Regions from separate parts of the Homo sapiens genome. Here region 1 is linked to region 2. The links are chromatin loops, found by intact Hi-C in ENCODE. Cell type or tissue: IMR-90. All regions are shown on one strand. Links, peaks and the distances in the headings refer to the core of each region. The heading gives the core; the rest is flanking DNA. Region 1 overlaps SCN9A (sodium voltage-gated channel alpha subunit 9). Region 2 overlaps SCN7A (sodium voltage-gated channel alpha subunit 7).

Region 1 (2,828 bases), core at 278-2,777, 58 kb before region 2:
AAACCCCGTCTCTACTAAAAATACAAAATTAGCTGGTCATGGTGGCGCATGCCTGTAATCCCAGCTACTCAGGAGGCTGAGGCAGGAGAACTGCTTGAACCCGGGAGGTGGATTGTAGTGAGCTGAGATCGGGCCATTGCACTCCAGCCTGGGCAACAAGAGCGAAACTCTGTCTCAAAAAAAAAAAAAAAAGAAAAAAAAAAAAAGAAATTAAAGTTTATAATCTTAAGAAGTGTATTACCCTGGGAAAACTTAAGATTAGTGTCAACATTTGCTGGCATATCTGAACGTTTTAATAAAAAATTCATAAAGTCTTATCTGTACAGCATGTATAAAGGAAGACAGAAAATACTTCTTAGTTCACGTTAAATCCCATCTCTCTGTTAGTTAAGACTTTATTGAGAGCACAAAATTATCACAGACTTATGGCTGCAGAACAGGTTCTATACCCTTATTTAAATAATTAGAGAGAAAATGTATTTCCAATATTATTATACATGTATCCACTTCCCTCAAAACATCAACATGATTTAGGAGAAAGTGCATAGTAATAACTTTGGCACCAGGCAGACTTAGGTTTGAATTTCCTGTTTATTCCATATAATTAGCTCTGCAGCATTATGCAAATTCCCCATAAATGAAAGAGAGAAATATATCTGTCTTATAAAGTTATCATGTAGAATAGAAATGGTTTTGGTAAAGTGCCTACCACAGTGCCTAGGCTAAATAAATAACAGCAAGATTATTATCCTTCTTCCCTATACAGACTGAAATTTTTAAATAATAAGCCATGAGTTGGCCAATAAACACAAAACCTTACGAAAATCTTATGTGGAGTATATTTGTTACCTATGTTTTATCTTGCCAAACATGTTTATGGCTTTAATTTAAAATATAGATCTGCAGTAAAATAGTAAGACAGCATAACCCAGTTGTTAAATTCATGGCTCCAGAGTGAGAGAGGCATGGGTTCACATCCCATCTCTACTGCTTACTAGCTTATGTCCTTGGGGAATTTAATTAACTTCTCTAAAGCTCAGTTCTTATATAGCAAACCGGAGCTGAAAATGATAATCCTTTAAGGTTATTTTAGTGGAAAAAATTAGACACTGAATTTTAATAACTTAGCACATTTCCTGTTACACTTTCAGTGCACAATACATTGTAACTGTTATTATTAGTGATTTTAGCAACTTTCTTCTAAGTTGATTTTGTATACCTAAAGCTAATGTTCTTAGGAACGAGAATATATTTGCTTACTTTATAATAGAAAAGCTTTTGTATTGCATATACAAAACCTTTTCTTCTTAGGGAGCTTTCAACTCAGAATATTTTAAAGACTAAAATGTATGCTTATAGCAAAACCAAGACTACATTGCCTTCTACCAACAGGTGGCAATATATGCCACACACAGCCATTTTAGTCCTGCCAATACAAAGTTCATTAGTTTATTCAGTGTCTACAGGATGTGGGCCTTGCTTTCAAGGTTATATAAATTCTTAAATCCATCAGGTTTGATAAATGTGGATACACTGAACACACCGAGGATGTTGAAAGATTTAATAACAAAAACATTGGAATATCATGGGAACCAAAGAAAAATAATAAAATGATCGAAAGTAAGAAAATAATAAATGTGGCAAGTGCATAAAAGTTTAATCATTGACAGTAATGATGACCCTCTAGGACTGAGCAGAATTATGCAAAAGTTTAAAATAATGAGCTTAGGCAATAGCCAGCAAGATACAAGGAACATTGTTTTTTTAAAAAAATGAAAATGCTCTAGCATGAGTCAGAGGATTTTTCATTAGCAGCGGATGCTCCAGAACTTAATGCTAAAGTGAGAAAAGACTAGGTATTCATTCAAGAAGGCAAAATCCAAGCACAGTAACAGCTGCTGATGAAATATTCCTGATGGGGCAGGAATTGTTAAAAGCCCTTTAATTCAATATCAAAATAAGTGAGTTAAGAAGCATGCATGCCAAAGTATTCTTTGGAACATTTGTGGACATTGTCAAAACTAGTGACATCTACTCATAAGATTTTTGATGAAGACATTGTTTGAGAATCTATATTAGCAAAGGAAGGGGGTAATCTGGTTTGAGGAGTCTAAAGGAACAGTTTATTTAGTGGAAATTCATCTGGAGATGGTAAAGTACTATGGTATAAATAACATGAGTTTACTAACAAACCTTTTGCAAACTAACATGTTCATAGATATGACTTCCTGTGTTTCTTATTTCTCTGCTCTCTCTTGGAACTAAAGGCTGTGATTATGGCAAGGTATCTAGGAACCCTCACCATAATCTGGGAATATGATGAAACTCATGTGATATTGTTTAAAATGCATTCTCTTTCTGTTGTTGTTGTTAAAAATATATTCAAAGATAAAGGGTATGGCTATTTTTTTAAGGGTGAATTAAATGTGTGATAGTATTTCTTACTTTCTGCCATTTTGGGGCAGAATTTTCAGAACCTCACAGATATAAATAGGATTGGAGTCATGAAGAATATTCCAAATTAGATAACAATCACAGGATCACAAATGAATAGGAAGAAAATAATTCCTATCCTTCCTCAAATTTATATTCCAGAAGGAAGTGTTTTGCCTAAACATTTGCTTTATCTCAGAATCCAAGACTCCTGATCAAATTTATATTCCAGAAGGAATTAAAATTATTAAATTATTATTTTTAAATTTATTAGGAATATAACTTTGACCAGGAGGCTTGGATTCTGAGATAAAGCAAGTGCATAGGCAAAAACGGTTCACAACAATTCAATGACAAAGGTGCTTAACTTTTATTTACAGACTTCTTTTTATTAT
Region 2 (2,828 bases), core at 112-2,611:
GTCAGGTTGGTCTTGAACTCCTGACCTCAGGTGATCCACCCACCTCGGCCTCCCAAAGTGATGGGATTATAGGCGTGAATCACTGTGCCTGGCCTCTCTTAATTTTATACTTTTGATTTCCCTCTCCTGACCTTCTTTCACTTTCTTCCTGAGGCACCACTGATTCTGTTTTCTACCATTCTAACCTTCCCTTCCTTCAGCCATTACTAGATACTAATCCTTTTGCCTGCATACTCTTCCTTATGTTCCATAGTTGCCTGTCTTTGAATTAATATTTAGGCTTTTAACTATGATTTCAGTAACACTTTTATTTCTAAAACTAGATCACAGATCTTTTGTTAATACTTTTAAATATTTTGAAAGGTCCATTAATTGTTCTGCTGAAGAAAAATGCCATGTCTTTTAGAAAATCTACATATAAAGAATAAAAAGAGTGGATATAGTTGACACATATATTTGAAAAGTAGACAGCACCTAAGACCTTAAACTTATTAAATACATAAATCATTAATTTTGTAAGCATGTAACTTCCTAATATACTCAATGATATATCTTCAGAGATAATTTACAGAACTTCCAGAGGTGGAGATGAGGCTTCAGGTCTGAACCTGACTTTGACCTAAGCATGGCTACTATTTTCCTGACCTTGAATTGTCCACAGCCATTGTTTCATTGCCATTCTAATGAATGTACAGCATTAAATGGTACAGGGCCTAATTTCTGACAGAGTCAGTTTCCCTGGCAAATCTCTTCCTCCTTTTCTCTAAATTGGGGCAGACAACTTGCTGATTTTGTTACTTTTTTTTCCTCCCTATATGTCTAAACTTATTAGGAAAAAGAACTGGTATTATCCCGTTTTTTGAAAATAAAAAAGAGTTTATTTTAGTTACATATTTACTTAGGGGGGTGTGTGTGTGTGTGCATGTGTATTTTGAGTAAATAGGCCCTCTGTAGTTTACATGTCAGAATATTCTATAATGTTTTCCTATCACTAAACTGTATTTATACTGGAAATGTGGCTGTCTTTTTTTTTTTTTTTTGAGACAGTCTCACTCTGTCACCCAGTCTGGAGTGCAGTGGAGCAATCTCGGCTCACTGCAGCCTCGACCTCCCAGCCTTAGGTGATCCTCTCACCTCATCTCACCTCAGCATCTCAAGTAGCTGGGACTACACTTGCACACACCACACCTGGCTAATTTTTGTATTTTTTGTAGAGACAGGGTCTTACTGTGTTACCCGGGCTCGTCTCAAACTCCTGAGCTCAAGCAATCTGCTGGCCTCGGTCTCCCAAATTGCTAGGATTAGAGGTGTAAGCCACCGTGCCTAGGCTGTTTTGTCATTTTAACTTCAATCTTATCAAACCATTCAACCACCTTATTTTCAGCTTATTTGCCACCTTATTTTGGTTTAAAAGCACTGGGCAATATCACCACCTTGTGGATCTTCATGATATGGTTAAATGAAGTCTGTTTCTTATTATATGTTACAATTACTATTTTAGATTTTTTGTTTTTGAGGTGTATAATTGGAATTTTGCCACATTTGGAATTTTATGTATTTACTACATAATCAAAATATTAATTTCCCAACACAAATAAATCAAATGTATTTAAGAAACAGATAGATCAGGCCTAAGTACTATTATAATGAGTCAACGATACATTTGTATGAATTACAAGAATATTATAATGAATCACGGGCTAAGTATACATATACAAATATAACTAATGTACTTAAGTACTTTACACAATCATAAAAGTGAAATTATTAAAATTTCTGAAATTATTTTTTTAAATAAAATACATATTTAAAATCATTTATATTTCTGTTTGTATTTATAGAGAAAAATAAACATCCACATTTCACCAAGTGGAAGGAGTTTAAGTGTTATGGTTTCTTAATTAATAACAGTTTAAATGTAACACATAATACAATAAACTATAGGGATAAAGGTTAAACGTTAATAATTTTCTCACTGGATTCTACCATAGCAATGAATATGTGATATTACGTAGTAATTAAAGTGGCAGACTGATATGAAAAAAATCTATGTAAATAAAAATGCAAAAACACATAAATGTATTATAAAATAAAAGGTACATTTGAACGTATTCTCCCATTTCTGTATACAATGGGTCACTGTATAGCTACATACTTATACTACTTGTGGTGGTCACAGACTCCATTTTTTTCTATTAGGTCGAGCATTATGGGATTTCCATTTCAGGTACAAAAGATTGAACACCGGCCTTTTATAATATTCAATCTATTTTCTTTACATTTTTCAGACATTGGCCATTTTATAATATTCAATCTATTAATTTTCTTTACATTGTTCAGAAGAGGTTTTAACATGTGAGTGATGAAGACAGGAGAGGTAAGAAATCATCACTTGTGATTGTGACATTAAAAAAGTAAATTTATCTTAAAATTCAAACTTTTCTTTCATTCAGTGAGTAACCACTTAGGGTATACAATGTTTGTATAATTTTAAAGTTTGTTAACTGATCCAAGTTTCATTTTCTGACAACCGTATTTTTAAAATGGAGACAATTTTGGTAATATGCATATGTATATGGGGTAGAAATATATTTTTAAAACTATATTTTCTCTCTCAAATACTAGTTTCTTTTACTTGTCTGTATTGGTTTTTATACTTTATGAGGAATAAGAACCTAGAATCTTAATAAACATACCTATTCCTCTCTATTTCTAAGCAATGAAACGTAAAGTTTTTGTTGTATTAATACTGTTAAAGGTACAAACGAGAAGAAAACAAAGCTTCCCAATTTGTGCAAATTTAGTAATTCCAAATAAAAATTTGTAGA

What was found. Hi-C counts contacts between places; a loop is a spot of excess contacts. Peaks named below come from ENCODE experiments on the same cell type or tissue, not always from the same donor. Only the 100,000 strongest peaks of a DNase experiment are listed, where the experiment ranks them.
Region 1: it touches region 2 in a loop (6-fold over the local background); 13 of 110 quality-filtered maps call a loop at or near these places.

What each region holds. Positions count from the first base shown.
Region 1 is chr2:166,360,044-166,362,871 of GRCh38, forward strand. All of the region lies in intron 1 of SCN9A (sodium voltage-gated channel alpha subunit 9), which reads right to left. Among named protein-coding and RNA genes, the nearest start is that of SCN9A, 14 kb to the right of the region's middle. In IMR-90, for the core only: a CTCF peak has its summit at 1,388 (motif pointing right); a DNase peak (open chromatin) is centred at 1,808; H3K27ac peaks cover 308 bases.
Region 2 is chr2:166,418,338-166,421,165 of GRCh38, forward strand. All of the region lies in intron 20 of SCN7A (sodium voltage-gated channel alpha subunit 7), which reads right to left. Among named protein-coding and RNA genes, the nearest start is that of SCN9A, 44 kb to the left of the region's middle. In IMR-90, for the core only: a CTCF peak has its summit at 1,440 (motif pointing left); a DNase peak (open chromatin) is centred at 1,414.